4 separate regions of the Mus musculus genome follow, and regions 1, 2 and 4 are each linked to region 3. A link is a loop called in an ENCODE intact Hi-C map of the cell type or tissue named here. Cell type or tissue: gastrocnemius. All regions are shown on one strand.

Evidence for each region. Hi-C counts contacts between places; a loop is a spot of excess contacts. Peaks named below come from ENCODE experiments on the same cell type or tissue, not always from the same donor. Only the 100,000 strongest peaks of a DNase experiment are listed, where the experiment ranks them.
Region 1: it touches region 3 in a loop (7-fold over the local background); 23 of 42 quality-filtered maps call a loop at or near these places.
Region 2: it touches region 3 in a loop (2.7-fold over the local background); 11 of 42 quality-filtered maps call a loop at or near these places.
Region 4: it touches region 3 in a loop (4-fold over the local background); 19 of 42 quality-filtered maps call a loop at or near these places.

The regions. Positions count from the first base shown.
Region 1 is chr1:87,095,766-87,103,765 of GRCm38, forward strand. Alpi (alkaline phosphatase, intestinal) reads right to left here and starts at 5,841. Exons shown (of 11, transcript NM_001081082.2): 1 at 5,701-5,841; 2 at 5,499-5,615; 3 at 5,266-5,381; 4 at 4,924-5,098; 5 at 4,684-4,856; 6 at 4,306-4,440; 7 at 4,140-4,212; 8 at 3,884-4,018; 9 at 3,605-3,796; 10 at 3,287-3,403; 11 at 2,237-3,199. The coding sequence starts at 5,770. The coding sequence ends at 2,838. Gm29371 (a long non-coding RNA gene) reads left to right here. Exons shown (of 4, transcript XR_003947910.1): 2 at 1-208; 3 at 1,360-1,493; 4 at 1,624-2,246. It also overlaps a transcript of Alppl2 not described here. In gastrocnemius, a CTCF peak has its summit at 3,012 (motif pointing right); a DNase peak (open chromatin) is centred at 3,003.
Region 2 is chr1:86,646,511-86,654,510 of GRCm38, forward strand. No RefSeq gene overlaps it. Among named protein-coding and RNA genes, the nearest start is that of Nppc, 20 kb to the right of the region's middle. In gastrocnemius, CTCF peaks have their summits at 3,931 (motif pointing right) and 6,356 (motif pointing right); DNase peaks (open chromatin) are centred at 3,953 and 6,347.
Region 3 is chr1:87,182,981-87,190,980 of GRCm38, forward strand. It overlaps Prss56 (protease, serine 56), which reads left to right and starts at 334. Exons shown (of 13, transcript NM_027084.2): 1 at 334-618; 2 at 1,175-1,282; 3 at 1,623-1,676; 4 at 1,773-1,962; 5 at 2,344-2,443; 6 at 2,530-2,689; 7 at 2,914-3,056; 8 at 3,291-3,453; 9 at 3,595-3,774; 10 at 3,904-4,068; 11 at 4,166-4,228; 12 at 4,516-4,622; 13 at 4,965-5,425. The coding sequence starts at 513. The coding sequence ends at 5,240. Chrnd (cholinergic receptor, nicotinic, delta polypeptide) reads left to right here and starts at 7,617. Exons shown (of 12, transcript NM_021600.3): 1 at 7,617-7,762; 2 at 7,995-8,000. The coding sequence starts at 7,711. In gastrocnemius, CTCF peaks have their summits at 2,064 (motif pointing left), 2,268 and 4,260 (motif pointing left); DNase peaks (open chromatin) are centred at 131, 1,607, 2,010 and 4,221; H3K4me3 peaks cover 1,200 bases; H3K27ac peaks cover 222 bases.
Region 4 is chr1:86,614,448-86,622,447 of GRCm38, forward strand. No RefSeq gene overlaps it. Among named protein-coding and RNA genes, the nearest start is that of Gm41908, 8.6 kb to the right of the region's middle. In gastrocnemius, a CTCF peak has its summit at 4,196 (motif pointing right); a DNase peak (open chromatin) is centred at 4,206.

The DNA of each region.
Region 1 (8,000 bases), 87 kb before region 3:
GTCTATAAGTCATCTCTGCCCCCACCCAGCTAGTGACCCTCTTGTCACCTGTGGCACGGCATCTCTCCTCTCAGGCCATGTCTGTGTATGCATTTAAGGAGCCAGGGGAAAAGGCTCAGCCATTCCCATCGCCATCCTACCTTCCGGACTGAAGGGCCACCAAGGAAGTCCGTCACATGTGACTAGTGCCGCTCCATTGAGCAGATAGGTACAATATGTTCTGCCCGTGGGTGGACCAAAAGGAGTGCTCACCACAGAGAAAGTCGGGACCTGATCACAAGCTCATTTAGGGGTTATATGAAGATCTTTGTGTCATAGCAAGAGTGACGTCCATAAAAGATGAAGGAGCGCCCAGAGCGTTGATACCTTAATTACTACTGTGGGCTCTGAACACGGAACAATGGCACTGGCTGTTGAGGTTGTGACCCTCAGCCAGCTGCCAAATAAGACTCAGAACTTGAACTTCGTGGCCATATTCTTTTTCACTGGCTGGACCCCACAAACACTTGCCATTGTACGCTAGTGTGACTGTTGTCTGTGAGAACTCTCTAGCTGTGGGGAATCTAAAAGCTGGCTGGTACTGGGAGGGGAACTAGGAGGAGCTGGGCTCAGGCAGAGCACTGGAGGAGAGATAAAGAGTTTCCCTGGAAGCCATACTATCTACCACATAAACAAAGCGGCCAGGGGGGAGAGGCCACAGCCAGGGGGAGAGGCCACGGCCTCTATGGAGATGGCGTTACTCAGGGATTCCATGGGCCCTTAAACCAAAGGTCAGGGTCCCAGAGAAATCTCCCCCACTCTCATGGAAGAGCCTCTGTCCAGGTGCAGACCCTCTTGGGAGCATCTGCTGAGCCTACTGGGGGCAGATGTTGTGAAACAGATGTCCCAGGGATTCTACAGCTAGAGCCTTGGCTAACCGATGTGAGCAGCAGCATCTGGGGGCTGCCAGGTCTGGGACAGGGACAGGGACAGGACATATAGATTGGGTCAACCTGCTCTCCACCCCAGATCTTTGTGTCAAAGTCTACCCATCCCTCAGCAAGGCATCATCTCCACGTACCACACAGAGACCTTGAGGCAGCTGCAGGTCAGCTCTCATATGAGGGGTGCCCATTTGTGATGGACAGGCAATGTGAGGAAGGTCCCGGAACTCTGGGTCACCTTTCTCAGGTATATTCAAGGTTCTCTGGATACCCATGTCCTCTCTCTGTCCTTCCTTTCCTGCCCTTGGCCCCACAGCCTCAGTGGAAGTGGCTGCAGGGCCAGATCTTCCGAGAGCATTTCTCTGAGGACGAGGAGGTGTTGCTAGCTATGAAGTATTGGCAGCAGGTGTCCCCGCTTATTCTCCATATCCCACAGGTGAGGTTGCGGATCTCCGATACCTGCACTCCCAGCTCCTAGCCTTGGGGGGCCCCTCCACCATCATCCTAGAGCTGTCTACATGGTGACCTGTGAGTTTCCCATCTCTGCTACAGCCATGCCTCAGGAGGCAGGTGAGAGCACTGGAGTTGGGAAACCAGATCTCCCCTGGTCACATGCTCACTGCTGTCTTATGGGAGCCTGGGAAGGCTGGGGTCCTCCTTAGCTGCCCTTGCCTCCAGGGGAGGCCCTGATGTTTTCCAGGGCCGGTGTGACCACAGCTCTCTGCCCTGACCACCTTGGGGAGAGCTGAGTGGTCTCTGCCTGTCTTGAGAAGGATGTGGCTTGCAACATAGAGGACAATGATGAATCCTAGGGACTGGCATCACGTCTGCCTGAGCCAGGCCAGCTGCCACTCTCACAGATCAGCTTCTCTAGGTGTAGGACAGATGCTGAACTAGACTTGCGGCCCTCTCCTGGCCTCCACCAAGGTAACTCTCTGCATTTGGTTCTCTGCAACTTCCAAGTCCAGCTTGGGTCTTTATCTTCACTGCAGCCTCTGACTGCTGTCTCCCGGCCTCTTTGCTGCACCCACCTTGGCTCTGCCTCTCCAGTCAGCTAAGTGGTAGGGCCTTAGGCAGGGCTGTGTGTGTGTGTGTGTGTGTGTGTGTGTATACCTCTGGAGACCTGCAGCTTTTGATCAGATGGCAGTACCTGGAGATTGTGACTCACTCTGCTTTGTCTATTTCCACTCAACTGTCCACTCCTCAGATGGCTTCCCTCTGACCTCCTAATCTCCACTACCCACCTCTCCACCTGTCCTCTGTACCCCAGATGTCCAGGGTTTTTCTTACTAAAAAGTACTGGAGGCATTACCTTATATAAACAGTTAATTTTATTATTGTTATGTCTCTTCTAGGACTGGGGACAAGAACCTAATAATATTCTTTGTTCAGTTTCTATATGCAGCCTGAGATGGACCAGGGGTGGGGGCCAAAGGCTGCTCTGGGCTGCTTGCTTGAGACCCCACAGCCTCCCGGACTTTTGAGATTTCTTTTGCATGGGAAAAAGCCAAGACCTGAAAATATGAGTTACTTGGGTCCCTGTGAAGGGTGGTGGTTTGAAGGGGAGTCTGGGGCAGCGCCGTGCTTTAGCCTTCTGGAAATCAGTTGGTACCTCCCCACTCCAGAGGAAGTCAGTTGAAAAGCAGAAGCCTAGAGTTATAAAGCAAATTATAAATCCCAGAGTGTTTTCTCAGAGGTGGCCCTTAGAGCTGTGGGCTGAGATGATGTCTCAACATCTGGATAAGAAAACTACCAAGTTGGGGTGCAAAAACTAGCATTGAGACCCTTGTGTAGAAAACGGTGAACCCGGAACTGATTGGGCTCAGGAAATCTATGGCAAGAGGGGTGTGAAAGTAACCAGCGGTGGGACCCTGGGGAGGAGCCTAGCGGGGGGCCCAGCGGAGGACCTGACCATCAGGACACCACCATGGCTGTCCCTACTAGCAGCAGCATGCTGACCAGCAGTTGCAAGGACAGCAGGACAGTGGCCTGGCCGGCGGCGTTGTTTGTGGTGGTGGCCTGGCCGGCCGCGTTGTTTGTGGTGGTGGCCTGGCCCGGGGTGATGACGGGGCTCTGGCCGGCAGGGGGCGCCAGGCCGCAGTCGGTGTAGGGCTCTAAGCAGCCTGCGAATGCCATGACGTGCGCGATGTAGTTCTGCTCCTGAACTCCGTGCACCAGGTGTGCCTGAGGGCCGCGCGCAAATATGGCCACGTCCTCCCCGCCGTGGGTCTCTGACGACAGGGGTACAGCCGCCTGCTGCTTGTAGTTGGGATCAACTAGGGAGACAGGGTGTTTAGGAGAGCAGCGTCCATCTGCCCTGGTCTCTGTCAGCACCTCAAGCTAGGCAATGATGTGGTACTTACCACTCTGAGCTTCGGTGACATTGGGCCGGTTGCCTGATTTCAGCTCATAACCTGGACCATTGCCATAGAGAATGGAGGTGTAGGATTTGTCATCTAGGGCTTTGAGTGGGGCCAGACCTGTATGGAAGAAGGCAGACATCTTTTCCTGATACTGACTACAGCTTTTGGAGTGCAGGTGAGTTCGTTTTGCTTGCTCAACGGTTATACTCTCTACAAGGCCATGTTGTGCCCTTTTGACAGATGAGTAAACAGAGGCCTAGCAATATCTGTCCCCATAGATCTGAAGCAACATCACCTGACACTGCCCCCTTGGATTACCAAAGATGGAGGTCCCCCTAAGTGTGTAGCCACCAAATGCGAAGACATGGGAGTGGTCAGCAGTGATGAGTATTAGCGTGTCCTTCTCATTGGTAAGCTGGCTGGCCTTTTCGATGGCAGAGTCGAACATGACAGCCTCAGTCAGTGCCAGGTAAGCTGTGCCCGCATGGTGGCCTTGGTCAATACGACCCCCTGCAGGAAGCCAGTGATGAGGGCGATGCTTGAGTTTGCACGGGACCCCTGCCCCCCTTCTCTTTTCTGCCAGGCACCACCACTCACCTTCTACAAAGAGGTAGAAGCCTTGTGGATTCCTGCTGAGCATGCGCACAGCCACCTCTGTCATCTCCGCCAGGGAAGGGTCTACTGAGGGGTTTCGGTTGGCATCATATTTCATTTCTGTTGGCTCAAAGAGGCCTAAGGGGCACAGGAATTCATGATGACAACCAAGTTCGGAGGCAGGGGGAGTGCTGATGGCGCACATACAGGCTCCCGTGGAGGCCCTCTGAGAGATTTGAGGGCAAAACTAAGGTATTACCCATGAGGTGAGTTACTGCTGGGTCCTGGGATGCCTGAATGAGCTCTGATCGGTTCCAAACATACCGGGCTCCCTGCAGGGACACAGTCAGTCTTAGCACATAGCCCTGAGAGGCACGGTGCCACCCTAGGCCCTGCCTTGGTCCCTTCGCTGGAACCCACATCACCTGATGCTTTGACAGCCACGTTTGCACCAGGTTCTGATCATCCAGCCTGGTTCCAGACTGGTTACTGTCACTTGGGTACTCAGGGTCTGGAGTCCCCTTGGGAAACATGAACTTTCGGCCTCCACCGAGGATCACCTTTGGTCAGAGGATCAACACAGGTAGACTTAGGGCTTTATGAGTTCCCTACCCTTCCTGAAAGACAGCCCCTATCTATGTCCCCACCATGTCTGTGGGTTATGCATCTCCTGGATGTTCCACACCCACCCCTTACATATGTAAACTGCAGGGGACTTGGAGTTCAGGCTGTTTATGCCTGGAACTATGGCCAGTCCAAGGTTCACCCTTTGTCCAACCCTCCAGCTGGTTCTTGGAGCTCACATCAATGTCCATGTTGGAGATGAGTTGAGTGGCGATGTCCTTGCAGCCGTCCTGCAGTGCAGAGGCAGGCATCTCTGCATCTGAGTACCAATTACGGTTCACCGTGTGTGCGTAGGTGCCGGCTGGAGAGGCATGCTGCACCCTGGTCGTGGTCACCACTCCCACAGACTTCCCTGCAGATGATAGAAGATCATCCAGTGACCCTGCCCTGCCATAGCACCCAGACCAGCACCAACCTACCTGCTTTCTTGGCACGGTACATCACTGAGAAGACCTCATTGCCAAATGTGGTGTTGCACTGGTCTAATCGAGCAGCTGCACTCAGGCCGATGGTCTTGTAGTTGGCCTTGACCCCACAGAGATAGGCGGTTGCTGTGCCTGCGCTGTCTGGGACCTGTCTGTCCACGTTGTATGTCTGGGGACAGAGACACTCTCAGCTCTGGTACTGGTAGACATTAGTCCCTGCTTCCTGAGACATGTCTACACTGTCCTGGTTGCAAACTTGGGCTCCAGTTCTTCTGGGTTCTTCCATCTCTTGTCCTCTCCAGCCCCTTTCCCGTCCTAGTGTGTTCCAGTGCTCACCTTGGACAGAGCCATGTATGGGAAGAGGTCCATGGCTAGGGGTGTCTCCGGTCCTAGATGGCCTTCCAACTGCCCCTTTAGGATCCTGGTGGCTGTCACTGTGGGTACCCCCATCCCTGAAGGAGCAGAACCTTGTCAGGACTGAACTCTGAGGCCTGTTAATACCCACCAGTGGCCCTGGGTACTTGGAGTACAAGGGCTGCAGGGTGGCCAGGCCTTGCTCACACACTCACCGTCTCCCAGGAAGATGATGAGGTTCTTAGCTGATGTCTGAATGGGCTGCAGCTTCTTGGCAGCATCCAGGGCTTCAGCTGCCTTCTTGTTCCAGAAGGCCGGGTTCTCCTCTTCAGCTGGACAAGAGGAAGCATAACCAGGTTAGTCCAGGTGGGGTGGTAGGTTAGTCCTTCTGTGGGAGTCAGAAAGGAACCTTCTTACCTGGGATGATACCAAAGGACAGATGGATCCTGAGACCCAAAAACAACAGCAGCACCCAGTCTCCCTGCATGGTTGGGGTTACTGATGGGCTGCCCGGCTAGGGAACCAAGGCACCAGCTCCTGCTTAGTCTGCCTGGGCTCAAATCAGAGATGGACTTTGTCCCTGGCTATAAAGGGTCCTTGTCCCTCCTCTAGATATAGTCACCCTGGCCCCACCCTTGCCCTGTGAACTGAAGTCTGGCTCTGGCTCTCAAGGTGTGGCTGGGCCAGGGGTCCTATGTCTCCTGCAGGTTGGGTGGGAGGCTGGGGGTAATGGATCCTGAAAGAGAAACTTGTGCTGTATGCTGCTGGAATCCCCCCCCCATTCACTACTGTCTTGTCAGGGATTTCTCACACTTCCTGAGAGCCAGCTGGAGGCAGGCTCTACTCAGGGTGCTTCAGAGAAAGTGAGATTCCAAGTACCCAGTCTAAGCCAGGCTTTGGTCTCATAGGTCCAGATACTCACTGTTAAGATGGAAGCACAGAGAGTGGCCTGAGTACACTACCCTACAACTGTCTGCTCACTAGCCTTGCCCAAAGCCATGGCACACTCAGGATGTGGCCCCAAAGTGACTGCTATAGGGACAAATAATATTTCTGGAACTACCAAGAGGGGGACCTAGAAGACATGGGTCTTCAGTTATCGGTGGTATACTGGGCCTACCCTGTAGATCTCAGGCTATGTGTTTTTCAGCCTGTGACTGGGGCAGCAGGCTGGGGTGGGACAGCTGTCTTGGGCCAGATGTGGCACTGGCTGGACTTTTCAGAGCTTATGTTGGTAAGATTAACCCCTGTTCACTCAGGTCAATGGGGCCCAAGGGTGAGTGTATTATCCACGGTCACTGGGCACACCCAAGCAGCTCTGATAAGAAAGCAGGTTCAAGTGTATTTCTACAATTTAGCAATCCCATGTCTGAGTGATAGCCAGCAGAACTGAAGCAGGGGCACCATGCCGTAGCATGTGCCCATAATCCCAGTGTTGGGCAGGGGAGGGGGAGGGGATGTGGAAGAAGGGACGAGAGAAACAATAAAAATGAACGTTGTTTGAAAACCTCTTTGTAAATGAATGAAAATTTAAGAGCAGGGTCCGTGGGGACTGGGGAGACAGCTCAGAGGTCATGAGTGTTGACTGTTCTTACAGAGAGCCCATGCCAGGTGACTCACAACTTCCTGTGTCACCAGCCCCAAGGGGACCTAATGTCTCTGGTCTCCATAGGCACCTGAATTCATTTGCACATACCACATACAGAAACAGAGATATTCACGTAATTAAAAATAAAATAAAATACTAATTAAAAATAATAATAAAAATAAATAAAAAGCAGGGTCTCAGACAGATAGACAGCTGGCATAAGACTAACAGCTGCAGCACTCTCAGTAGCCAGGAAAGGGGAGCAAAGGGCTACGGTTTGGATCTAGTTGATATGTGTCCCACGAAGGCCCAGATGTGGCTGAGCTGGGAGGAGGAGGAGTTTTTAACAGGTGAAGATCGTGAATGGTGGCTCGTTACTCTCAGCTGCTGCTCTCTAGAGAGATGACCGAAGTTCTCCTGGGACCCAGAAGGATGCTACTATTGTGAGTTGTAATGAAAGAATAAGACCAATGCTCCCTCCCATCACTAAGGGCGTCTTAGCACAGCACAGCAGAGCTGGGGCAGCAGGCTGGGCTGGGACAGCTCTCTTGGGCCAGATATGGCATTGGCTGGATTTTTCAGAGTGACCCTCAGGCTTATGTAGGTAAGCCCGACCCCTGTTCCCTCAGGCAGAGAGATGGGGCCGAAGGGTGAGTGGATTATCCACGGGGCCAGTGCCAGCTCTTGATCTTCCGAATACTTGAGCTAAGTAGCTCCCTTCTTGTTACCACTTGCAGCTATTATCTTAAGTCGATGGAAGACTCATGTTTTACTGAGCATTTTTGATGGCTGAATAGCCAAGCCAAGCATGCTCCATATACACAGTAGGTCTCATCTTCCTTAAAAGGAAGGAAACCTATCCGAATACATTATATACATGTATGAAAATGTCATAATGGAGCCCATTGTAATGCATAATTAACATGTCAACAAAAACAAACAGAAACAGCACCAGAAAGAGAGAAAGGTGCATTGTGCACAGCTATGATCCAGTGCTCATGAGAGTAAGGCAGAAGTCAGGTGGGTTGTGGGTTATGCACCGCCCCCCTTAGAATAATGCACCTAGCAACCTCAGAACCCCCTTGAAAGCCCCACCTGTGTCAGGCTGTGCATACTCCCATCGTTGAAC
Region 2 (8,000 bases), 540 kb before region 3:
GTTAGGAAGATGGCAGCCCAGGTGGACATGGCAGGCTCAACGCTAGTGGAGGGGCCAACAGAGCGTGTAGCTTCACAGTGGCTTCCCGTGCCATTCCTACTTTCTGTGCCTGTCACCCTGGCTAGTGATGCAGGACATGTCACTTCTGGCTCCCAGATCAGTGATGGCTGACTCTGGCATTTGAGAGTCAAGGGTCCCACAGAGGGAAATGTTTAAGAGTAAAGGGTGAGGACTTCAACATGCGTCCACAGTGTAGGGGTCAGGTGAATAGAAGGCTGGCTAATAATTGTTTGCATACATTTAAATTTTAATTAAAATTAATTAATTTTAATTAGCTAATTAATGTGTGTGTAAGAGCGAGAGAAAATGGATGGGGGTGGTGGTCAGAGGACAACACACAGGACTTGGTTTTCCCACTTCACCATGTTAGTCTGGGCAATTGAACTGTAGTGTGGTTTGGTTTATGTCCTAGCCATCTCACTGGTGCTGTATATGTACATGTATACACATGCAAAACACACACACACACACACACACACACACACACACATATATTGAGCTGAGTGTGGCAGCATATGTCTGTAGTCAGCGCTCAGGAGGTAGAGGCAGGAGAATCAGATGTCATGGTCTCCATTTTTGAAACTGGTCAGTGATAGTTAAATGTTGTTAATTTGACCAGATCTAGAATCACCTAGCATTTCTTTGAGGGATCATCTAGACTGTGCTAATGTGGGTGACCTGGGGTTCTAGACCTGGGGAGACTTTGAGCTGAGCACCAATGTTCACCCATCTCCACTTCCTTATTGTGGCTGCAATATGACCAGATATCTGTTCCAGCTGCTATGCCTCCCCTGATCCCCTTCAAACTGTGGGTCAAATGAGACCCTCCTCCTTTAAGCTGCTTGTGGTAAGGGATTTAGTCACAACCACGAGAAAAGTAACTGATACCTTAGGCTAAACAAGACCCTGTCTCAAAAAGACAAAAAGAATCTGATAAAATAGTCACTTTTAGATGTAGGTACTAATTACTGGCTCAAGTAATTAGACCTTTCCCTATTTGAATACAAGCAAACAGGAGCTCAGTGGGTGGGTGTTGGTTTGGGTGGGTCTCTACCCTTGGACTTAATGAACTCCGCCTGGTTTCCCATTCCAGCCCAGAGGGGTTCCAAGTCCTGCCCATCATTACTGACGTCTGACAGGGTTTGCCCTTCACATAGCTTCTGGGTGTGGACCACTCTTTAATCAAGGTCAGGGAGTGAGACTCAGGCCTGCCCTTTATCCACCCAGGCAGGTGATGGTATTTACATCCCAGCAAACTCAGCTCTCCAGGTTGACTGCCAGATGTGTCCTATATTAACCTCACACTTCTTCCTTGGCTGCCTTGGGTGACTCTTGGCCTTGGACATCTTGTCTTTCCCTCCCTGGCTCCCCAATTTCCCCTGTCCTCAACCCCAATCTCTTTGGAGTAAGGTGAAAGCTTAGGCAGCTTTGTTGGATGACTGCCCCCTTCCATGACAACCCATTGGTATCTGCTTTTAGGTATCAAAAAAACCCAGGACAAATGACTAACTGAGGTGACTATAAACATATCAACGTGGACACTGCCCACCAGGCTCTCGGCAGCACAAGAACCTGTTAGAATCATCATGGCTGGCATATCCCCTCCCCTCCCCTCCCCTGCCCTCCCCTCCCCTCCCCTCCCTTCCCCCAGGCTCTCTGATTCTGACAGAACCCAGCCATCTTGGCTGTACATCCTCTTGGTTCTCTTGGTTTCCCTGTCTCTCTTTGCTCCCTTTCTGTTCTCTTTCTCTCTTGCTTCCCCCAACCTGCCTCATAGCCCGGTTCAGTGTGCTGGCCCTGTTCTGTCTGGAACATTCCAGATGTCTAGCTGTGCAGTCCCTCACATCTACGATAAATCTCCCTTCAGCCACATCTCTGAGCAGTCATGTCCTTATTTCTCATTCACATGCCACCTATGTTCTCAAATCTCACATTTTCCAAGTGATTTTCTCCACAAAGACAGCCACCCTTCCGAGAGAGTCCTTACCTCCTGCTGAGGCAGTAACACCAACCTCCCTTCCCTTTCATCAGCATCAAATTTTTGAAAAAGTCTGACTACACAGGGTCAAGTTAGTTTTTTCTAGTTGTTTATTTAACTGGCACTGATAATATTCAAAGACATTTCCCACATGTCCCTAGGGATGTAGTTGGAGGTTTGCTGGTGATGTCAGAGGTCAAAAGGCTCACACCCTGATCCTCAATGGTAAAACAGGGTCCACACCCAGTAGAGGCAGAAGAGCAAACCACATTAGACACTGCAGAAATCTCAGGGAGTGATTTGTATGGAAAGGGGTATATTCATAGATTCTAGAATCAGGACACAGACTTCTGGGAGCTAATCTGCCTCCAAGTCATGGGTGCTGGGTGACTCTGGTACATTGCTGGGGAGTGCAAGGCTGTTCATAACCACGCTAGTCAACGGCATTGTAGACTCAGATCTTGCAGGGGACCTGTGATCAATTGTCCCAGTTATGAATGTTACTAGAATCTAGATGTTAAAAGTTTCTAGTGCAATACACACACACACACACACACACACACACACACACACACACACACACACACACAAAGTTTCTAGTAGGCTGGCGAGATGGCTCAGCGAGTAAGAGCACTGACTGCTCTTCCGAAGGTCCTGAGTTCAAATACCAGCAACCATATGGTGGCTCACAACCACCCGTAATGAGATCTGACACCCTCTTCTGTTGCGTCTTAAGATAGCTACAGTGTACTTATTTATAATAATAAATAAATCTTTGGGCCGGAGCGAGCAGGGTTGACCAGAGCTAGCAGAGATCCTAAATTCAATTCCCAACAACCACATGAAGGCTCACAACCATCTGTACAGCTACAGTGTGCTCATATACATAAAATAAACAAATAAATTTAAAAAATGTTTCTAGGCTCCATAGTGTCTCAGGAGGCCCCATAGCTGTGGGACCTTGCTTGAAGGAGAGGCTGTGGGTTTCCAGGCTACCCAGTGTCAGCATCTGTCTGTTGACACGTTTCCCAGGGTTCTGTGAGGGTTATGAGCCCCTGGGTTATGGTGAGGTGTCTGTAGACGAAGCTCACATGCATGAGCGGAACTTGCCCTGAGTGAAGAGCTAGGTCCCATGGATAGGACAGCTTGACAAAGATGTCCAAAGCCCAACTTCCTGTCAGGGAGCAGACTGTGCCTTTGCTATAACAAAACACCCGAGTCCATATAATTCATGAAGAACAAAATTTACACAATTTTGAAAGTCAGAAGTCTCCGGTCGACTATGGTAGGTTTATTATAATGACGAAGTCCTGTCTCTGTTTATCACCACGACAGAGACCATCTCTGAGGTGGTGCTTTGATCATCATATCCTTTAGAAGAGAAGAAATCTGTATCCTCAAAGGAAGCCCAAACTTTCTGTGGAAGCCCCTTTAGAACGGTATCATTCTATTCATGCGAGTAGAGTTCTCATAGCCTGAATGCTACCAAAGGTCCCACTTCCTAAAACATAAAGTTTGGGTGACACACTCAGACACAGCAGGCCAGAAGCCTCCAAGTCGCTGTTGAGGTGAAGCAAGTGATTGCTCATTGATTTTTCCAACATGCAGTTTGGTGCCAGGATAGACATCAGTGCCTGTCTACATCACTGAATTTGATGACTGATTCCAAGAGTCATTTTAGTAATGGCAGCAACAGAGTCTCCTAGGAACTTTTTTCTTTTTGTTCCTAGGAATTTATTTTAGAAATTCTCTCAGGCCTACCTCAGACTGCCCAGATTAGAAACTGGGGGCGGGACCCAACAAATTGGTTTAAAAGCAAATCTGAATGTTATATGTGTGCTAGCTAGAGAACCAGATTGGAATCTTTGAAATTACACGCAGTCCTGCCACCTCACCACCAGAGGGCGCCATCAGGCTATGGTTCACCTGTCATTGCCTGCTCTCAGGTTCCTTCAAGGCTGTCCTGCCTGCCACAGGTATCAGGACTGCTAATGTCTGAGGGATGACAAGCTGGCAAATGACTGTGCCATACCGCTGGTCTAGTTCTTGCTCAACCGTAGAACCGATGTGTTTCTTTGGTGGTAGAACCTACTTGGCAGCTCTTGGTTTTGTTTGGAATAGGGAAAAAAAAAAAGGGAAAACAAAATTACAAAACCCACTGGGATAAGAAATAGACATGGTGTCCTACTTGAAGTCAGGGTTCTGTGAAAGGTGGGGTGGTTTCCCTGTGTCCTTTGTTTTCCGACAGCCCCTGCTTCCCTCCACTGTGGGCAGGGTCCCCTGCTCTGAGAGCCTGGCTGCCCTTAGAGACTCTTCCCTTCCTCTGCCCCTTTCCTCCTTCCAAACACTTCCTCTTTAAAATTCAAATAAGGGGGCTGGTGAGATGGCTCAGTGGGTAAGAGCACCCAACTGCTCTTCCGAAGGTCAGGAGTTCAAATCCCAGCAACCACATGGTGGCTCACAACCATCCGTAATGAGATCTGACTCCCTCTTCTGGAGTGTCTGAGGACAGCTACAGTGTACTTACATATAATAAATAATAAATAAATCTAAAAAAATAAAATAAAATGATTTAAAAAAAATTCAAATAAGGTATAATTAACATCCAATAAGTGTACCCACGAGACAAACGTGGACACCACCCCATTGACTTACTTTAAAAATCAGTATGGCTTTTATTATACTGAATTTATAATCTTTGTCTCGTGTGATAGGCAAGATTATTCAGGTAAATAAGCCATCGTTATAACAGCAGGAGACATTGTAAATATCTCACATAATAGTGAAGACAAAATATTTTCCAATATTATGCAAAGAAATATTGGTCAGACTCTACCTGCAATCAGTGTATCAGCTCCCAGCAGCAACGCCTGCCGCAGTTAGCTTTGCACTGGGTGCTTAATGACAAGTACTTTGACCTAATAAAAATTTAAAATACATGCTCAGTGCTAGTCACAGAATTCTTGGTGTCGCTGAATTTTGCAGTTCTTATGGCTGACTACTGCAGGCTGTGGTATGTTGGGTATATTGGGGTCAGCCAGGCAGTGTGGTGCTATGCACAGTTCTAGCCCCAGCAATGGCCAGGTTGCAAGTGTTTACAGCTAGGAGGACAAGGATGTCTACAGGCATGGCTGGCAGGTATGAGGAAGCAGGTTTGGGAAGCAGGTCGGAATTATAGATTTCTTCCTTCCTGCTTGAATACTGCATTGGGTTATTGTTTTAGTACACAAAGACTGGAGTGTGTCTCCAGATGTGCATTCTAGGCAGGACAGCTCAATTGGTAAATTGCTTGTCTCTCAAGCATGAGGGTCCCTGTAATCTCAGGGCTGGAGAGGTGGAGACAGGGGGATTTGTGGGGCTTGCTGGTCAGTCAGTCTGGCTAAACTGAGGAAAGAGTCAGAGTGGGAAGAGGGAGGGGGGAGAAGGAGAAGGGAGGGGGAGATGGATGGAGAGGGATAGAGGGGGAGGGAGAGGGGGAGAAGAGAGAGAGAGGGAGGGGGAGGGGAAGAGGGAGGGGAGAGAGGAAGAGGGAGAGGGAAGGGGAGGAGAGAGGGGAAGGAGAGAGGGGAAGGAGAAGGACAAGGACAGGGAGAGGGAGAGAGGGAGGGGAGGGGGAGATGGATGGAGAGGGATAGAGGGAGAGGGAGAGGGGGAGAAGAGAGAGAGGGGGAGGGGGAGGGGAAGAGGGAGGGGAGAGAGGAAGAGGGAGAGGGAAGGGGAGGAGAGAGGGGAAGGAGAGAGGGGAAGGAGAAGGACAAGGACAGGGAGAGGGAGAGAGGGAGGGGAGGGGGAGAGAGGGAGAGGGGAGAGTGGAGAGGGAGGAGAGGGGAGGAGAGGGGGGAGAGGGGAGAGGGGAGAGGGGGAGGGGGAAGGAGAGGGGGAGAGGTATCCCCCTCTCTTTCCTGTACCTGAGTTCTCTTGTCTGAGACACTCAGACCCAAGAAGGCATTTGCAGAACCCTGCCAGGGACCTCCATGATTGCACAGGTCATTCTTTCTACCCACAGGATTTTGTGGGGGGATTTTTTTAGGAGTATTATGAAAGGTCAGATTAAGTTTTTAGAACTGACTAAAAATCACATCCATTAAATTCTATGTTTGTTTAGGTTAATGCACTGTTATTGAAGCGCTGGCTGTAACCACAGTGCTTTATTTACTCAACAAGCATTTATTGAGTATTTAAAATGTCCTGGGGCCTAGATGCTAGACATTCATTGTGAACAAGTCAAAATCTTGCCTTCTGGCACTTCCACAAACTGGCACAGAGCACAGTAAGACAGAGAGAGCAACGGGAAACCAGGGCCACAGACAGTGACAGCCTCTAGATGGCGTGGCTCAGGTCTGAGAGATGGGCATTTGACTAAGATGTCAATGGAACATGTTGGTAGATTAGTCTATGGCCAGACACTCGAGAGGGCACTTTAAGGAAAAAATGAGGTCTATCTATCTATCCACAGACTCTCACAGACCCACAGATGACCTTGAACTCTTGATCCTTTTGGCCTTGCCTCCCAAGAGCTAGGATTTCAGGCTTACCCACCACACCGATTGAAAACGATTTATTTAACTCACAGTTTCAGGGACCGACCACCCAGGATCAGCGGGCCTCCACTGTTCAGCCTCTTGTGGGGAACTCTGTGGCTGTGACATTGCGGAGCAGTGGTGGAGAAGGGGAGACTGCACGTGGAAGGGCCAAGTGCACGCCTGGGGTTGCCTCACCTTCTGACAGCTTGCTGCCTTCAGAATGAGAGAGAAACACGAACCCCTCTGAGAGCAATAGCCTCTAAGACCCAGTCACCTTCCTGTACCATACGCAGGTTCCACCACCTCCTACTCTGTCACACAGGGGACCCTCCCAGGATATTTGCCCTTGGGGATACTCTTGAATCATCTCCAAGATAGCAGTAAGTGACTGTCTCCGAGGAAACAGCTGCCCAGGCAGGGAATCCACAGACAAATGCAAAGGCCCTAGGTGAGAGGGGTCACGGTAGGTCAGAGGGGTCACACCTATGGGGAGCAACACTGGAAGAAAGGAGAAGCACCAGGTTGCTGTTGCTGGGAAACAGATGGACTAGGCCCGAGCAGAGGAAGGCCAAGCTCTGCTCAGGCCTGGCATGCCTTGGGAGGCAGGGTGGACAGCACTGACGGTTCGCATTAGACGGAGGGAGCGAGTAGAGGAGATGGCTTCAGGTTTTCTTCTGTAGACTCAGATGCAGGACACCCAGGGCTTGTAATCTGTGAGAGAGCAGAGCTTCATACTCCTGACCTCAGCACACTTTGCTTACTGACTGTGCCAACTGAGAAGACCCGTTAGGGTGGCTGCTCCCCCTGCAGCCCTCTGACCGACGGGCCATCCTGTCCCACGATGGATAAGAAGCTGCAGCTCACATGTGGGGTATATGCTCCACTGTGCAGTCCCCAAGTGTTGGTCTTGAGAGCAAAAGGTCAGAGACAGTCTCATCACAGGAAAGGGACAGAGCAGCAGCATGGCTGGGAGGCAGAGAATGCCACACAGCAGGGCGGTCAGCCCAGGGGACATAGAGGAGCCTTAAAACCTTGGTACAGACAATGGCAGGGGGTGAGGGGGCACTTCTGTTGTTTCTGCACAGGAAGGAGCACACACAGAGGAAGCCAGAGCGGCCCTTCGTTCCCAGCTCTTGCCTCTCCTTTTCTTTTTCCTGAAAAAAAAAAAAAAAAGACTTACTATGTAGCTCAGGCTGGCCTCAAACTCACAGAAATCCTCCTGCCTTAGCTTCACCAGTGCTGAAATTACAACTATGCACCGCTCTACCCAGCTGCAGCCTCTTTCTTTATACATAAACCTCCTCACCTGATACCCTGACAGTTCTTGTTGCTGAGGCCATCTCTAGGGACCTAGTCACTTTGGATTCAGTTGCTGGTAAGAGAATGTGGCTTTTTGTCCCTTCTGTCAGCCTCTGCTGTAGTCACTCCAGGACTCTGAC
Region 3 (8,000 bases):
CCTCCCTCCAAAAGTGCCTGTCCCAGCAGAGCAGTGGACTCCCCAGGGTGGCAGAAACAGATGGGGATCCCCCCTCCCAGCCCCTGCCCACCAGTCTCCCTCTGCCTGGCCCCCAGCCCAACGGTCAGTTCTCCAGCCCCATCTCAGCCCCTTTGAAGCAACCGCAGGAACAAGGGCCGCTTTCACAGAAGTGGGGAGACGCAGAGTGGGACGATGAGACTTCAAAGGTGAGGGTCCAGCCCACTACCTCATTCCCTCCCCCAGTCCTGGCTGCCCTCCCACGCACACACACCCCTCTGTCCTCTATATAGCTCCAGGGCATCGTTTCCCTGAGGGCTCCCAGGAGGTGAGGGCCAGGTGAGGTGCGGACCATTAGAAGTGAGTAGTTTAGTGTAAGACAACGGGATCAGATGGTTTGAGGGACACAAAGTCTGTGGGCAGGAAGAATCACAGGAGAGGGTAGAGTCCAGGAATAAAGAGGACAGGGTCTCCCGCCTTGGCCCCAGGTCACCATGCCGCTGGCTATGTTGTTGCTGCTGCTGCTGCTACTGTCCCCAGACTCCCAAACTGCCCATGGGCATCCACTGTACACGCGCCTGTCCCCCGGCGCCCTGCAAGGTGAGCCGGGCTGGTCCGAGGGAACCACGGGAGGTGGGAGGGGCATAGGGAAAGTGAGGTCAAGGGAGGACAAGGGAAATGAGCTTATCTCTCACACTTAGGAGGGCCTGTGGTCCTTCTGCCCACCTTCTGCTGGAAGGAGGAGCCTGGAACTGGGATATAGGAAGGGAGGGTAGACAGCCTCACCCAGGAAGCAGAGACAGCAACACTGCCAAGGGGTTCCAGAGATAACGGTGTTAGAAGACCCGGGGCAGCATGCCTTGGGCCCAAAGATGGATACCTTAACCATATTACCTGGATGTCGGTGGGCAGTGGTTTTCCTCTGAAATCTTTAAGAAAGGAGCTTTTCAGAGATTCCTTCCCAATTGTAGCACCATCTGCCCTGAGGGCTGGCCCTTGGGGCCTGACCTCTCTCCCCATCTCTACATCCCTGGTAGTCTAAGAGTTCACCACGCTTCTCTGGGACTCCCCAGACAAGGTTCAGGAAGACTTAGACTGAGTGGGGCTCTCTGCCAAGGGAATGTGACTTTGTGTCCCATGTCCCTCCCCCTCCCAGTTTTATCTGCCCAGGGGACTCAGGCATTGCAGGCTGCCCAGAGGAGTGCCCAGTGGGCCATAAAGCGCGTGTTGATGGAGATCCAGCACAGACTACATGAATGCCAAGGTTGTACCAGAAGTGCTACCCCACCCAGCAGACTCACATTGGTACAGGGGACTCCTCCTTTTGTCCATGTCCAGCCCTTATTTTTAGGTTCCATCGTCCTTGGGGTCAGATTCTTTTTGAAGGTCCAAGTGGAAGGGGTATGCCAAACTTGAGACACAGCAGGGAGGAGGGGAGAGTGTGGGCTCAGGTGGTCACAGTTCATGGCTGCTCAAATAGTTCCATGTGCTAGAAGGCGGGCCAAGTGGAGAGTGGTTGAAAGATGAGGCCCAGCCCCCCCCCCCAATAAAGCGAAAGATCCGCAAGAGGGCGCAGCGAGGCTCAAAGGATTGTTTCTCAGTAGGACCTGGACGCCCTAGACCTCAAGCCCCCCTCCTCCAGGACCCACCGGAGCCAGGTGAAACTAAAAGACTCCAAGGGCTGAAAGCGAGGTGGGCCTCAACGTGAAGATAACTAAAACTTTTGCTTCATGACGCCGTTTCTGCCATTCTAGTACAATGTGGAGAAAGACATCAAGGCGTTGCCAACACGACCCGGGCTCACGGCCGCATAGTCGGTGGCAGCACGGCTCCCTCGGGGGCCTGGCCTTGGCTAGTGAGGCTGCAACTTGGAGGGTTGCCTCTGTGCGGGGGTGTCCTGGTAGCAGCATCCTGGGTGCTCACGGCTGCACATTGCTTCGCCGGGTACGTCGTCGAGATTCCAGGCACCTGCTCAGCAGGGCCACCCAATCCGATGGGAGTCTAAGCACCCATGGGCCAAAGCAGAGCAGAGCAGGTCTCTGCTGCCCCCTAGCGGAAGCTAGCTCCCAACCTCGGGCCTTAAAATGCCGGTTGCGGGTGGGGGTGGGGGTGGGGGTGAGGGATCCCAGGGTAGGAGAACATCACACTGAATTTTCCCACTGCAGGGAATCTGCACCTTCCCGGTCTCCCTCTCTTTCCCTTGGGTCACAACAGCCACACTTACAGGCTCACTGGATGGTGTGGGTGCATGAGGGTCTGGGCCTCTGAGGGGGCCTCACGCCACCCTCTGTCCCTGATTGGTGTCACCCACTACTTGCGCTGCAGTGCCTCGAATGAGCTTCTGTGGACTGTGATGCTCGCCGAGGGGCCTCAGGGGGAGCAAGCGGAAGAAGTGCAGGTGAACCGCATCTTGCCCCACCCTAAGGTGAGAAGACACGCCCTGAGTCCTCAGAGCTGGGAATAGCATCCCAAACCCTCTTCCTTGACCTTGAACCGCCACCTGCTCTCTAGTTTGACCCGCAGACTTTTCACAATGACCTGGCCTTGGTACAGTTGTGGACGCCTGTGAGCCCAGAGGGGCCTGCGCGCCCCATTTGCCTTCCCCAGGGTTCTCGGGAGCCTCCTGCCGGCACCCCCTGCGCCATTGCAGGCTGGGGGGCTCTCTTCGAAGGTATTGCCAGTTAGGGCCTGGATAAGCTAGCTGCAAGGGGTAGTGAAGAACCAATGGGGGCGGGGCTAGGGGTGGTGGAAGTAAGCTGAAGAGGTGGGGTTTGGAGAGACTAGAATGATGCTCCATCGCATAAACCACGAGGAATTAAAGAGGGCAAGTGAGAGGGGATCTCGAGGCGCAGCCTCTGCCTTCCAAACCCAGACCCCTTACATTCTTTCCTGTAGACGGGCCTGAGTCTGAGGCAGTGAGGGAGGCCCGCGTTCCGCTGCTCAGTGCAGACACCTGTCAAAAGGTCCTGGGGCCTGGGCTGCGGCCCAGCACCATGCTCTGCGCTGGTTACCTGGCAGGGGGCATCGACTCATGCCAGGTATGAGCTAAAACTGACAGGGGGCCCTGGGTGCGTCTCTCCCCTTGGCAAGATAACCCTGTTCTCTCTGGGTCTAGCTGAAAGCTCCTACCTACCGCTAAATCTTCCTAAATAAAATGGAAACAAGTAGTAATCACAGACGCAGCCAGAGCCAATCCTTCCCTACCAGGTACTAGGCAGATATAATTCGATCGATTGTGAATGCATTGCTCTCTGTTGGCTCTGGTCCCTTAGGGTGACTCCGGGGGCCCTTTAACCTGTTCCGAGCCCGGCCCGCGCCCCAGAGAGGTCCTCTTTGGAGTCACTTCTTGGGGAGATGGCTGTGGGGAACCAGGGAAGCCTGGGGTCTACACCCGTGTGACCGTGTTCAAAGACTGGCTGCAGGAGCAGATGAGCGGTGAGCATCCCCTAGCTAATGGTACCTCGGATAGGTCTGGGCAAGCCGGTTTCCATCCCGCTACTCGGGTCTCTGTGGAGGAGCTGCGGATGAGTGACTTGTAGATCCACATACAAGGGGTGATCTGGCATCTGCTTGCAGCGGGCCCCTCCACTCGCGAGCCTAGCTGCAGAGAACTTCTAAATTGGAACGCTCGGGAAGAGGAGCCGTTCACGGACGCCCCGGGCCTCTGTGCCTTCTATGCGCGCCAGTGCCTAGGGTCCGAGAGCTCCTGTGCGCGCCTAGCGCTCCAACAGTGTCTGCAGCGCAGGCGACGGTGCGGTCAGTCCTGTTTACCCCTGCCAGGGTGGGGGAGGAGGAGTAGGGGTGGGAGGTTGGAGGGTGGGGGTGGGAGATGGGGTGCGAGCCCCACCATTCGGTGGGCCCCTTACACCTCTAAACCGCTCGCAGAGCTACGGTCACTGGCGCACACCCTGCTTGGTCTGCTGCGGGGCGCCCAGGAGCTGCTCGGCCCCCGGCCAGGATTGCGGCGTGGAGTCTCCGCGCCCGCTCGCTCCGCGCCGTCGCTCCAGGAGCTTCCCGGTCACAATCCCCGAGAACAGCGGTTATACTCAGGTATCCTGAGTGCCCCCAGCCAGGCCTAGGCCCCAGAGTCTCGGAATCATGTAACCTCTCCGAGGCGTGCCCACTAACTTCCTGTGGTCTCCTCCAGGATCGCGAATTGCGGGAACCTGGCTCCAGAAACCAAAGCCGGAGCGGCGCCCGGAAACAAAGGGTAATGTCGCCCCCTACCGGCCTGCTGGAGAGGAGCGGCCAAGAGGCTGTTTCTAGAGAGAAGCTGGGATTGTCTGCTAGAAAATTCCAAATGACAACAGAGAAAACCGGCGCTCACTCCCTCTCTTCCAGGAAAACAGATTCCTTTTTAGGGAGACATGTGGCACTAAGTCCTTGATGGTGTCAGAGGCACACAGCCTTGCATGATCACGAAACCTCTGCCAGCCTCAGTTTCCCCATCTAGAGCACACAGTTCTCTCATAGTCTGGGGATCTCCCCTTCTTGCAGGCTGCCCTGGGCTGGAGCCTCTGCAACAGAAGTTAGCGGCTATTCAGCGAGCGCATGCTTGGATCCTACAGATCCCAGCTGAGCACTTGGCCATGAACTTTCATGAGGTAGGTCCCCAGGCTGCCCAGGCTCCTTCACAGTGGCCTGTGAAAGCTGACCTGACTGGAGCTCAGTAGAAGGAAGAGACAGGGGGATCCAGCCTTTCCGGGGCGGAGTGGGGGTGAGGGTGAGCTGGAATAACAGGTGGCTATGAAGATGGGAGGTAGAGAGGTAAGAGTGGAAGGGCTCATTAGAGCATTCGCCTGATCTGGAAATTAGATGGATTTCTGGGAGATGAAGGGGCAGGGCAAGGCTCTAAGTAGCTTCCAAAGCTCCAGGAGGCAAGAGCAACCCTCAGGTCAGAAACCCTCAGGAGTGGTTTTTTGGGTCCTAACCTCCTCCCTCTGCAGGTGCTGGCAGATCTGGGCTCCAAGACACTGACAGGACTCTTCAGAGCTTGGGTGAGGGCCGGTTTGGGGGACCAGCGTGTGGTCTTCAGTGGCCTAGTGGGCTTGGAACCTTCCACACTGGCTCATAGTCTCCCCCGGCTACTAGTGCAGGCCCTGAAGGCCTTCCGCTCAGCTTCCCTGACAGAAGGAGAGCCCCAGGCACCCTGGATAGGTGCTGATCAAGGACAGAGGCTGGGAAAGGAGCGCCAGGGCCAACTCCAGCCTCCTGTTCCCTGAACCAGGCAACCCTGTGATGGTCACACTGTCCTGGGGGCTAAAGCGGTTGTGTGAGACATACAAAGTCTCTCTATTCCAGTTGATCTTGGATGTGTGGATAGAGTGGGGATCCTGGATCTCACTCATCTTCTTCAATGTGTCACCAGACACGCATGGCTGCTTTAATAAATGTTATTTATACTCTACATAAAATCTGGAGCTTTCTTGGGATGGGAAGGGGCTGGCATTAGATGGGAGTAGGGCAGGGGCCAACCTCGAAGAGCAGTTAACAGAGACCACAAAGGAGCTGGAAGGAGCCAGAAGTGGTGGCTTGTGCTCGCCGTGCTAGCATTCTGGAGACTGAAGCAGGATTGCACTGAGTTTGAATGTGAGCTACATAGTAAGCTCTAGGCTAGCCTGAGCTACAAAATAAGAGCACCCCTTACCCCCCACACACACACACACACAAAGATACGAAACCAGGGCCTGGAAGAGATAGCTCAGTGGGTAAAGTTCTTGATGCATATGGATCTGAGTTCAAGACCTCAGAACCCAGGTAAAAGCCACAGGGGCAGAGTACACCTGTAAACCACAGCCCTAGCTAAGGAGCATGGCAGTGAGGAGCAGACAGACCTCGGGCGTTCACTGGCCACTCTAGCTGCTCCAGGCGAGGTCCAGGTTCAGCGAAGAGGCCCTGTCTTGAAAAATAAGGTGGAGGAGATCAGCTGGATTTCAGCAGCAGCAGCAGCTCCAGAGCCTCAGTCCTTCTGTGGCTTTCCGTGTCCCCCTCTCCCTTTCAAAACCGTAGCTTCTGGTATGGCTACCTCAAGGTGATCGGTGACGTGCAAGTGATTTAGTACGCAAGTCAACCGCGCCAAGGGGAGCAAAGAGAGAAGCTGTGCTTCTCTGCCTGAGTGAGGACCCGGACACCATCCTGGAGCAGAGCAGAAAGATTCAGCAGGCGACATGGCCCAAACCTATGACAAGACCCTGCCAGACCAGGCTGCCACTCTGCCCTCAATGATGCAACCTATGAGACCAATGACAGCAAGAAGGATGCCCTGAGGTTCATCTCTTGGGTCTCTAAGAGAGCCCCTGCACCCTCACATATGAGCAAAATGATCAATGTCTGCTCCAAAGACACCATCAGGAAGCTGACAAGGTCCAGCATGAAGTACAAAGAGCTCAGCCACCACTGCACCTTGGCAGACAATGGTGACAGTATTGTCCTCTCCCTGGAAGCAAGCAAGCCTTTATGAGGCCACCTCCAAACTTCTGCTTAGAACAAAGAATAGGCTCAGACTTGCCAGTGCATGCTGCAGTCGGCTCCTCTCTTGTCAGACCCTATGGGCATCCCTTCACCCCATTGCTAGTCTCCCCGACATCTAGATGGCCTCCTCCCTCCATGCCTGACGGTTCTGGCTTTCTGATTCCTATTAGATAGAAGCAGATCACGGTGCCCAGGCACCTTTGAGGGTTGTATTCTCTTAAGCATACTCTTAGTGCCATCTATCCCGACCACTGACTTCTAGCCACAGTCATTACAACGGACAGGCCTGACTCTGTGTGGAAACGACCCTCCTTGCCCCAGTGGATCCCCTTTTCTTTCCCTTTGGTTTTGGCTACTCATAGATGCAGGAACGGTGAGGAGACTTCAGTTCAAATTAAAGAAAGAAAAGAAATGGGCCAGTAAGGTGGCTTAGCAAATAAAGGTACCTGCTGCCGAGCCATGTGAAAGGAAAAAAAAATTTAACTCCTTCAAGTTTCCTCTGACTTCCACACATGCCACAAACTGCGCAGAAACACACTGAGTGGATGGGTGGATGGATGGATGGATGGATGGATTTTATTTATTTACTTATTTATTTATTTATAAATCTTTGGGGTTTTTTGGAGACATGGCTTCTCTGTGTAACAACCTGGCAGTCCTGGAACTCATTCTGTAGACCAGGCTGGCCTTGAACTCAGAGATCCTTCCTCTCTTCCCAAGTGCTGGGATTAAAAGCATACACTGCCACACCCAGCTTAGAGGTAATATTTTTAAAGATGGGGGAAAAAATACACAAGTACAGGTGGAGCACTAGCAAGATGGCTCAACAGGTAACAGTTGCCTGCTGTACAAGAAGTTTCACCTCAGAACCCTCTGTAGAAAGAGAGAAGCAATTGTGACAGGTGTACACACACACACACACACACACACACACACACACACACAGAGGATTCGCCCCCCACCCTCTGCCACCCTACCCCACCAGGCCCCACCCTACCAACAATCTGTGACAATCCCTGCCTGGGATCTTTTCGTTCTGCCCTTGGCTCCTGCCCTAACTGGCAAACCCCACCCCCTCATCACCAGCTTTCAAGTATCAGATTGCGTTTCCGGCCTCTTCTTTCCAAACCCCTAAACCACCAGCACCTGTCCCCTTGCTTGCCTCATTCCACAGCCAACAGGCTGAAGGGAAGACAAACCCTAGTCAGTCAGAGGTGGGGGATGGCAGGGCCTGTGCTCACACTGGGGCTGCTGGCTGCCCTTGTTGTGTGTGGTAAGGATGACATAACCCCCTTCCTGGGGGCCTTCTATGCCCACCTGGGCCACCGCCTCCCTAACATTATACCTAATTCCCACTCCCACTCTGCCCTTTCTAACCCTAGGCATCCCACCCTCAGGGAGCAGCTGGCTTTCCTCTGCTCTGCCCAGCCCAGGGCTGCCCCAGCAGGAGCACAGGGAAGGCTCCTTCCTAGGTCCAAACACCAGCACCCTACCCCTCTCCCCAGCCCTCC
Region 4 (8,000 bases), 570 kb before region 3:
GAGGTCAGAAGTATACCATAATGCCATGGGCTAGAATTGGATGCTTAACAGTGTATTCTGGGCAAATCTTGAGCCTGGGTTTAGAAATCCAGAATGTCTCTAAATAGGAGTCTGTGATGTGGCTAGGCCCACAGAGATGACTCTGAAAGGTCAACAGACCAGTGAGGTGGCTCAGCAGGTCAAAACACTTGCTACCAATTCAGACAGCCTAAATTCTATCCTGAGACCCACAGGATAGAAGGAGAGAACCAATTCTCACAGTGTCCTCTGATCTCCATATGCACACAGTGGTGCATGTGTGTCGTTCCCCCCCCCCCGACCGCACAGAGTAAAAAAAAGGAAAGGCCAAGACTACATGCTGGAGAGAGAAATGAATCCACAGAGGTATCCAAGATCCCTTTGCTGGAAATCACTTCTCATGGCCCCAGACTGATGGCAGAGCATTGTGTGTGACTGTGTTTTTATCTCATCTAGATGTGAGTGACTCCTCACACACGTCCATTTACCCATCTGCTCTCTACCAGCCTGGCCAGAGCTCCTGGCAAGGGACTTGCTGGTACTACTTAGTGTACCATGACAGGCCTGATGACCTGCTGGGCTGTGGTGATACCAAGTACTTCTAAGTACTAAGTGACTTCTTGCTGTCTTAGTCGGTGATAAGACTTCACAACCAAAGAAACTTGGGGAAGAAAGAGTTTTTCTTCAGCTTACACTTCCGTAGCACTGTTCATTGCTGCAGGAAACTAGGACAGGAACTCAAACAAGGCAGGAACGTGGAGACAGGAGATGATGCAAAGATCCTCCTGCTTATTGGCTAGCTTCCTCTGCCTTGCTCAGCCTGCTTTCTTACAGAATCCAGGATCTTCAGCCAGGGATGGGACCACCCACAATGGGCAGTGACCTCCTCCATCAATTAATAGCATGTCCTACAGCTTCTGGAACCATCTTCTCAGTTGTTTGCTCCTTCAGAGGACTTTCTCTTTTTTTTTTTTCGGTATAGAATTGAGTTTATTTAGGGCATGGGGAGGGGAGTTAAGAGAGTAGTAGAGGCAGAGAAAGGCAGAGAGGAGAAGAGAGTAGAGGAGTAGAGGTCGGCCATGGCCACGTGGAGAGAGGGGGAGCAAGGGGGAAAGAAGCAGCAGAGAGGAAAGAGGCAAGAGAGTAAGAGCCAGAGGACTCTTGTTTATGAGTCAAGTTGATGTAAGACCAGCCAGCATACCTACTTCATAGCTTTGTCACCCAAATATACCTCCTAGCCATGGTAGCCATGTTCTGCCTTATTTATTTATTTATTTATTTATTTATTTATTTATTATGTGCACAGTGTTCTACCTGTGTATATGCCTGCATACCAGAAGAGGGCACCAGATCTCATTACAGAAGATTGTGAGCCACCATGTGATTGCTGGGAATTGAACTCAGGACCTTTGGAAGAGCAGTTAGTGTTCTCAACCTCTTAGCCATCTCTCCAGCCCTCATCTTTAAAGCCCAGGTTCTTCTTTTTCCGTGTCTATTGCAGAACTTATCTGCACTGGAATTTGCTGGCTGCCCCTCTTGAGTTGTCTGCCGCTCCTCTATAGTCTGCATTTGCTACGCAGTGTCAGCGGATGGAGAAGCTCTATTAGACTATAGGAGATGGTGTCTTCCTTCATGGGGACCCACGATGTCCAGCTGCCTATCCTTGTGCTCGTGGTGTCCTTGGTGCCCACCACAGCGTTGAGAGCAGCAACGTGGTGCTCAGTAGGTTTCCATTGTTCCATGCTGCAGATTCGATTGCACCTTGATTTTGTCATTGAGTCAGTGGGCCTCAGGAAAACAGACCAAGAGTGTTGACCAGATGGTCGTCGCATTAGGTTGCATTAGTAAGGCCGCATGGATCTTCTACAAATAATGGAAGGAACCTCAGCTGCCACTGCCAGTGATGACATCTGAGTCTTGTCGTTTCTTTTTCATTAGTTTGCTGGAATTCCGTATCTGTAGATATTCCTTTCCTTCTGCTGTGAGTTTGTGCAGTGTTGCAGGAGCAGGGTAACCACGTCCTGTGAGGACACTGTAGCTGTGCAGATGGTTGTGAGCCTTCATGTGGTTGTTGGGAATTGAATTCTAGGACCTCTGCTTGCTCCGGTCAAACCCACTTATTCCGGTCAGCCCCGCTCGCTCAGGCCCAAAGATTTATTTATTATTATATGTAAGTACACTGTAGCTGTCTTTTAGACACACCAGAAGAGGACATCAGATCTCATTACGGGTGGTTGTGAGCCACCACGTGGTTGCTAGGATTTGAACTTAGGATCCCTCAGAAGAGCAGTCAGTGCTCTTATCCACTGAACCATCTTGCCATGGACAATTTAAAAACAGCAAACTGGTTCACTACATACATTTTCTGTATTAGAATAACAGTTATAATTAATTGTATAATACATTTAAATTATTTAGTGGATTTATATGTATTATAATTGTTACTATGGTTAAAGCTTAAATTGTCCTAGCTGGGCCACTGGGAGTTTTTTGGGTTCTCTCCTGAGTTATTTGGACATGGACCCAGTTGGGTATGATGGCTCTGTCCTGCCATACAGGCCCAGATATCCTAGGCTCCTTTAGAATTGTTTGTTCAGACTTGCAGGCTTGGGATACGGCCCAGTGGATGTGTCTGGCATGCAAGCATGATGAACTGAATTTGGATTTCAGGGACCCAGGTAGAGCCATGTCTGCCACCCCAGTGCCCCTATGGTGAGATGGATGCAGAGACTGGAGAATCCCAGGAAGCTCACTAGTTAGCCTAGGGTATGAGAGGCCCACACTCTAGGTTGTCTCTTACTTCTGCACACACATGTATCATGCTACATGCACGTCTACGTTTCCATAAGCATACACATCATACACATAAGATTTTAAAATAAAGAAAAAGCAGACATACAGTAATAGACATCTCATGAGTTCACACTGTAATTTTTCAGTTCAAATTTTAGTATTATGGATTTTTTTTGAGACAGTCTTACTCTGTAGCCTAGGCTAGCCTCACACTGTGGTTGGTGATCTTTCTTAGCTTCCTGTATGCTGGGATTAGAGGCATGCATCACCGTATCTGAATAACACTATCATTTACTTTAATCCTTTAAACATTACATCTCTATTTCTTTTCTTCTGTCAAGAATCCTGCTCTTGAAGACACAGGGTAGTAATGACAGTGCATTTACATTCAGGTGACAGAGTACCAGTCCTACTGCTGCTCCATCAGAGCAGTTCCCTGTTGCAGCCCTCCTGGCCCGTTCTTACCTTTGAAGCCTCGCTCTTTGGCAGGTCCCTGCGTGTTTACTGTTCTCTAACACTTAATGTCACTATGGTTTTGGCTGAGGCTGAGGCTTGTCTGTAACACATTCTTCAGGAAGAGTTCACAGAAACAGTATTCTGAGTCCTGAGACACAGTTAGCACTTTGTATGAAAGTTCATTTTCCTAGGTATCAATTATTTGATTTATATTTAACTCCCCATATTGATTAGTCTTAGTTTAATTAATTAATTTATTGTTTGAAACAGTTTAATTGTGTCATTTTGAACAACCTGGAACTCACTGTGTAGACTAGATTGTGTAGTCTACCTGCCTTTGCCTCCTGAGTGCTGGGGTTAAAGGCATGTGGCACCATGCCTGCACAGATCAGACTGTCCCTTGGCCATGTCGGTGGAGAACTAGTGATATCTGTGGGAGGGCCCAGCCTGCTGTGGCCAGTGCCATCCCTGGGCAGGTGGTCCTGGGCTCTGTAAGAGCGTGATCCAGAGAGCAAGCCTGTACGCCATGTTACACCGTGGATCATGCCTCGGTTCCTCTGAGTTCCTGTGCTGACTTCCCTTACCTGAAGTGTAAGCCACCTAAATCCTTTCTCTCCCAGCTTGCTTTTGGTCACGTTGTTTATCTAAAACACAGAGCAGTGACTACACTCCCTAGGCATGCTTCACTGATTTCTAATGCTGCAAAGCAACGCTGCTCAAGACCAGAGCTCATCCACTTTGAAGATACTTGCTATTTCTCCTCTTGATTCCTCAAGAATTTTCACCCAGTGCTACACAGTAAATTTCTTAAAACATATCTTGATGTTCTCATTTTGGGTCATTTTCTCAGGCATTACTATATTCAGTATAGCTCCAAGTATGTTGTTCAGTCAAGACCTAGTCATTTGCCTGCAGGCCTGATATTCAGGTGTCAGTAGAGGGCGCTGTAGGAACATGGAAATGGACAGATTTGCTCTATAACAGTGGTTTTCAACCTTCCTAATGCCTCAACCCTTTAATACGATTCTTCATGTTGTGGTGACTCCCAACCATAAAATTATTTTCACTGCTATTTCATAACTGTATTTTTGCTTTGGTTATGAATCGTAATGTAAATATCGATTTAAAATGTGTTTTCTGATGGTCTTAGGTGACCCCTGTGAAAAGGTTGTTCAACCTTCAAATGGGTTGCGACACTCAGGTTGAGAGTTGCGGCTATAGAAGTAGAGTTCCTGCAGTATGCCCCTTTGGCTGTGCCTGGTAGCCAGCTAGCCTCTCATGTCACGTGAAGAGCTGCTTTTAGCAAACCTCCAGCCAACTTCACCATCTAATGAGTGGTGGTCTGAGTCTGCTTCAAGGTGTCGGTCTTAATCCTGGAGCACGGAGACTGTTTCTTAGGCTCGGTCTCAGCCACAGATGCAGAGGTGTCTCCATTTACCTGCTGCTCTTCCTGTAATTTTCAGAGGTCTTCTCTTTCTAGCCATTCCCTATCACTTCAGTCCGTTAGGGTGAGCAATTCATTGCAATAAGTTTCCCCTTTCATGTTGCTTTGTGATTTCTCTCTCCTGAATGGATCCTGAGAAATGTGTAATAGTCTCCCCATGTGTCTGTGTCTGCATGTGTGTGGAGGTGCATATGGAGACCAGACGACAACCTCTAGTGTTCCTCAGGAAACCTATCCTCAGCTGCCTTGGGATTACAAGCATACACTCCATACCTACATTTGTGTGTTTGTGCTCATGTGTGTGGGTGCATGTACATATGTGTGTGTGTGGAGGCCAGAGGTTGATCTCAGGTGTCTTTATCATTTGCTTCTACAACATATTTATTATTATTGAAATTTGTGTGTGTGTGTGTGTGTGTGTGTGTGTGTGTGTGCATGCCATGGGGCACTTGTGGAGATCAGAGGATGACCTGCAGAAATCCATTCTCTCCCGCCATCGTGTAGATTCCAGGTCTCAAACTCAGGCTGTTGGGCTTGGCTGTAAGAGCTCTTACCTACTGAGCCTCCTCAATCGTCCCATAGCTTATTTCTTGGGGACATGATCTCTCACTGAACCTGGAGCTCACTGGTTGGCTAGGTTGGGCGTCTAACAAGCCTCTTGGATCCTCTTCCCTGTGCCCCTCAGCCCTGTGATTACAGGCTAAAGGGAACTATATATGCCCTCAGCCCTCAGCCACACACCCCCTTTTTTGACATAAGTTCTCATATTAGCTCAGGCTGGTCGGTCTCAAACTTATTATGAAGTTAAAGATAACCTTCGACTCCTGATCCTCCTGCCTCTCTACTTCCCAAGGCCTAGAACTATATGTCTGTCAGGTAATGGTTTGTTTTTACAGTGTTAGAATATGAATCTCAGGTCTCATGCATGCTAGGCAACTGGCCTATCACTGAGCAATATCCCCAGCCTGATTTTTGGTAGTACTGGCATGGAGCCTATAGCCTGGCACCTGCTAGATAGGTGCTCGCCACTGAGCCACACCCCAGCCTTCTTGTTCTTGATTTGAAAAAAAAAATGATACCGTGATCTTTATCTTATAGACATTTAGAATGAGATATGAATTTATATTCCTCATTTTTAAAAATATAAAATCAGTTTTGTTCAATTTTAGAAGTAGATGGTTGGGGACACTTTTCTAACTTTATAATCCTTCTCCTGTTTCCATGTAGTGTCAAACAAAACAAAACAAAACACTCTACCGTGACATACTATAGTATTAACAAAAAATTCAAACTGTCATAAGATCACATTCAATACACTTGCATTTTACACATATTTAAATGAATTTAAATTTAAAATTTAATTTAATTTAAACTTAAATTAAGAAATATAACAACAAAATTATAGTCCTTAGAGTTAGGTATGGTGGTACATGTCTTTTATCCCAGCATTTGGGAAGCAGAGACCAGCAAAATTCTTGAGTTTCAGCCTAGTCTACATAATGAGACCCCCATCTCAAAAATAAAATATCACATTGCTTAGAAATAAAACTGAAGGGCTGGAGAGTTGGCTCAGCAATGAAAAGCATTGGCTGTTTTTCCAGAAGACCCAAGTTTCATTCCCAGCACCTAAATGGTGGCTCACAATAACCTCTAACTCCAGTCCCAGGGGGAATCTGATGCCCTCTTTTGGCTTCCATGGATACTGCATGCGTAAGATACATGAACATATGCTGGCAAGATACCCATATACCTAAAATATAAATAAGAAGAAAAATATTTGAAAAAGAAATGGGACAGAATTATAAATCATAATATATATATATATATATATAGAATATTGCCAAATTTTAAAGATTTGAATGAGTAGAAAGGTGTCTATTGATCACTGATGGGACAGTTTAATGTTATTAAAATAATGGTAATTCCTAAACTATTGATTCAGTACAAATCCTGCCAGAATTCTGATCGTCTTCTATGCAGACATTGACAGGCTGACCATGAAGATCATTTGGAAAACCAAAGAGCCTAATACAGCTAAAACAATCTTGGGAATAAGAAGACATATGGAAGACTTCTGCTTCTGGGTTCTAAGACACTCAGTGTGATAGTGGTGTAAGGTGATGTCATCACTGTGTTCCTCACAGTGGTGACAAGAATAACCAGAGAGAACAACTGAGGGGATCAGTTTTGTTTAGTTTCAGGGCTTGCAGCTCCTCCTCAGCTCATTTGATTCTGAGCCTGTGGTGAGGCAGATCATCGTGTGGAAGAAGAGTCTGTTTGCTCGTGGCAGACAAGCAGAGCAAAGGGACTGGAGCTTGTTCAGTTCATCACCGTCAAAGATGTCCTACTGGCGCTGCTTCCGATTATGTGCACTTTCTAAAATTTTCAGAACCTCTCCAATGGCTCTACCATCTGGGGACCAAGCATTCAAGACACAAGCCTATGGGGACATTATCTATTCAAGCCGTAACTTTCTACTTTGCCTTCCCCCACAAACTCATGAACATCCCATACTGCAAACACATTTGGTATATTTCAAGAGGCCCAACCTTAATGGGTCCCAACCTTGCCCAGTCTTAACCTTGTCCAAATCCTAAGTTTCTTCTGAGGGTAAAGGCAGACTCTTCACTGTAAACCCCTGTAAAATAAAAAGCATGTATTCCCAAGCTACAGCAGCACAGGGTGGTAAGCATGGAAATCTCCCAGAGTGTGGTTGAGACCCAGAGAGCCAGTACTGACTTCTTTTCCTCCATGTCTAGGTTCACATGTCATGGCCAGCTCCAACAGGTAGTATAGGCAGCCATTTATAACCGACATGGCTCTCTCTTGGGCCACTTTGTGACTCAATTGCATATTCCTGGCATCTTCAAACATGCTGCAGACTCCATTTCATCTTTGACATTACCTCAGAGCTTCATTCATAGCCTCCTCAGGAGATTTTGCAAGGACTTCAACCTAGTGTTATGGGGTCTCCCAGATTTTTTGAAAAACTCACCTGGAACCCCCCTTGACCCCATGCTTTTTCACTGTAAGACCAGTATTACATGGACCTGAGATCAGCACATCAACGCTGCTGCCAGAGGAACTGGGGAAGCCCTGGCCTCATAGACTGTGAATTGCTTTTTCTGCGACTGACCAGAATTTGGTAAAACAGTCCATAAACAGGTTGTCGGAGGAGACTGGAATGGGGCAAGGACCTCTGATGAATGTTCAGCTAATGACATGAGTCAGCACAGATTCACATACTGGGCCAGCTTTCTCCAAGGGTCGAGGACTACAGAGGCCCTCC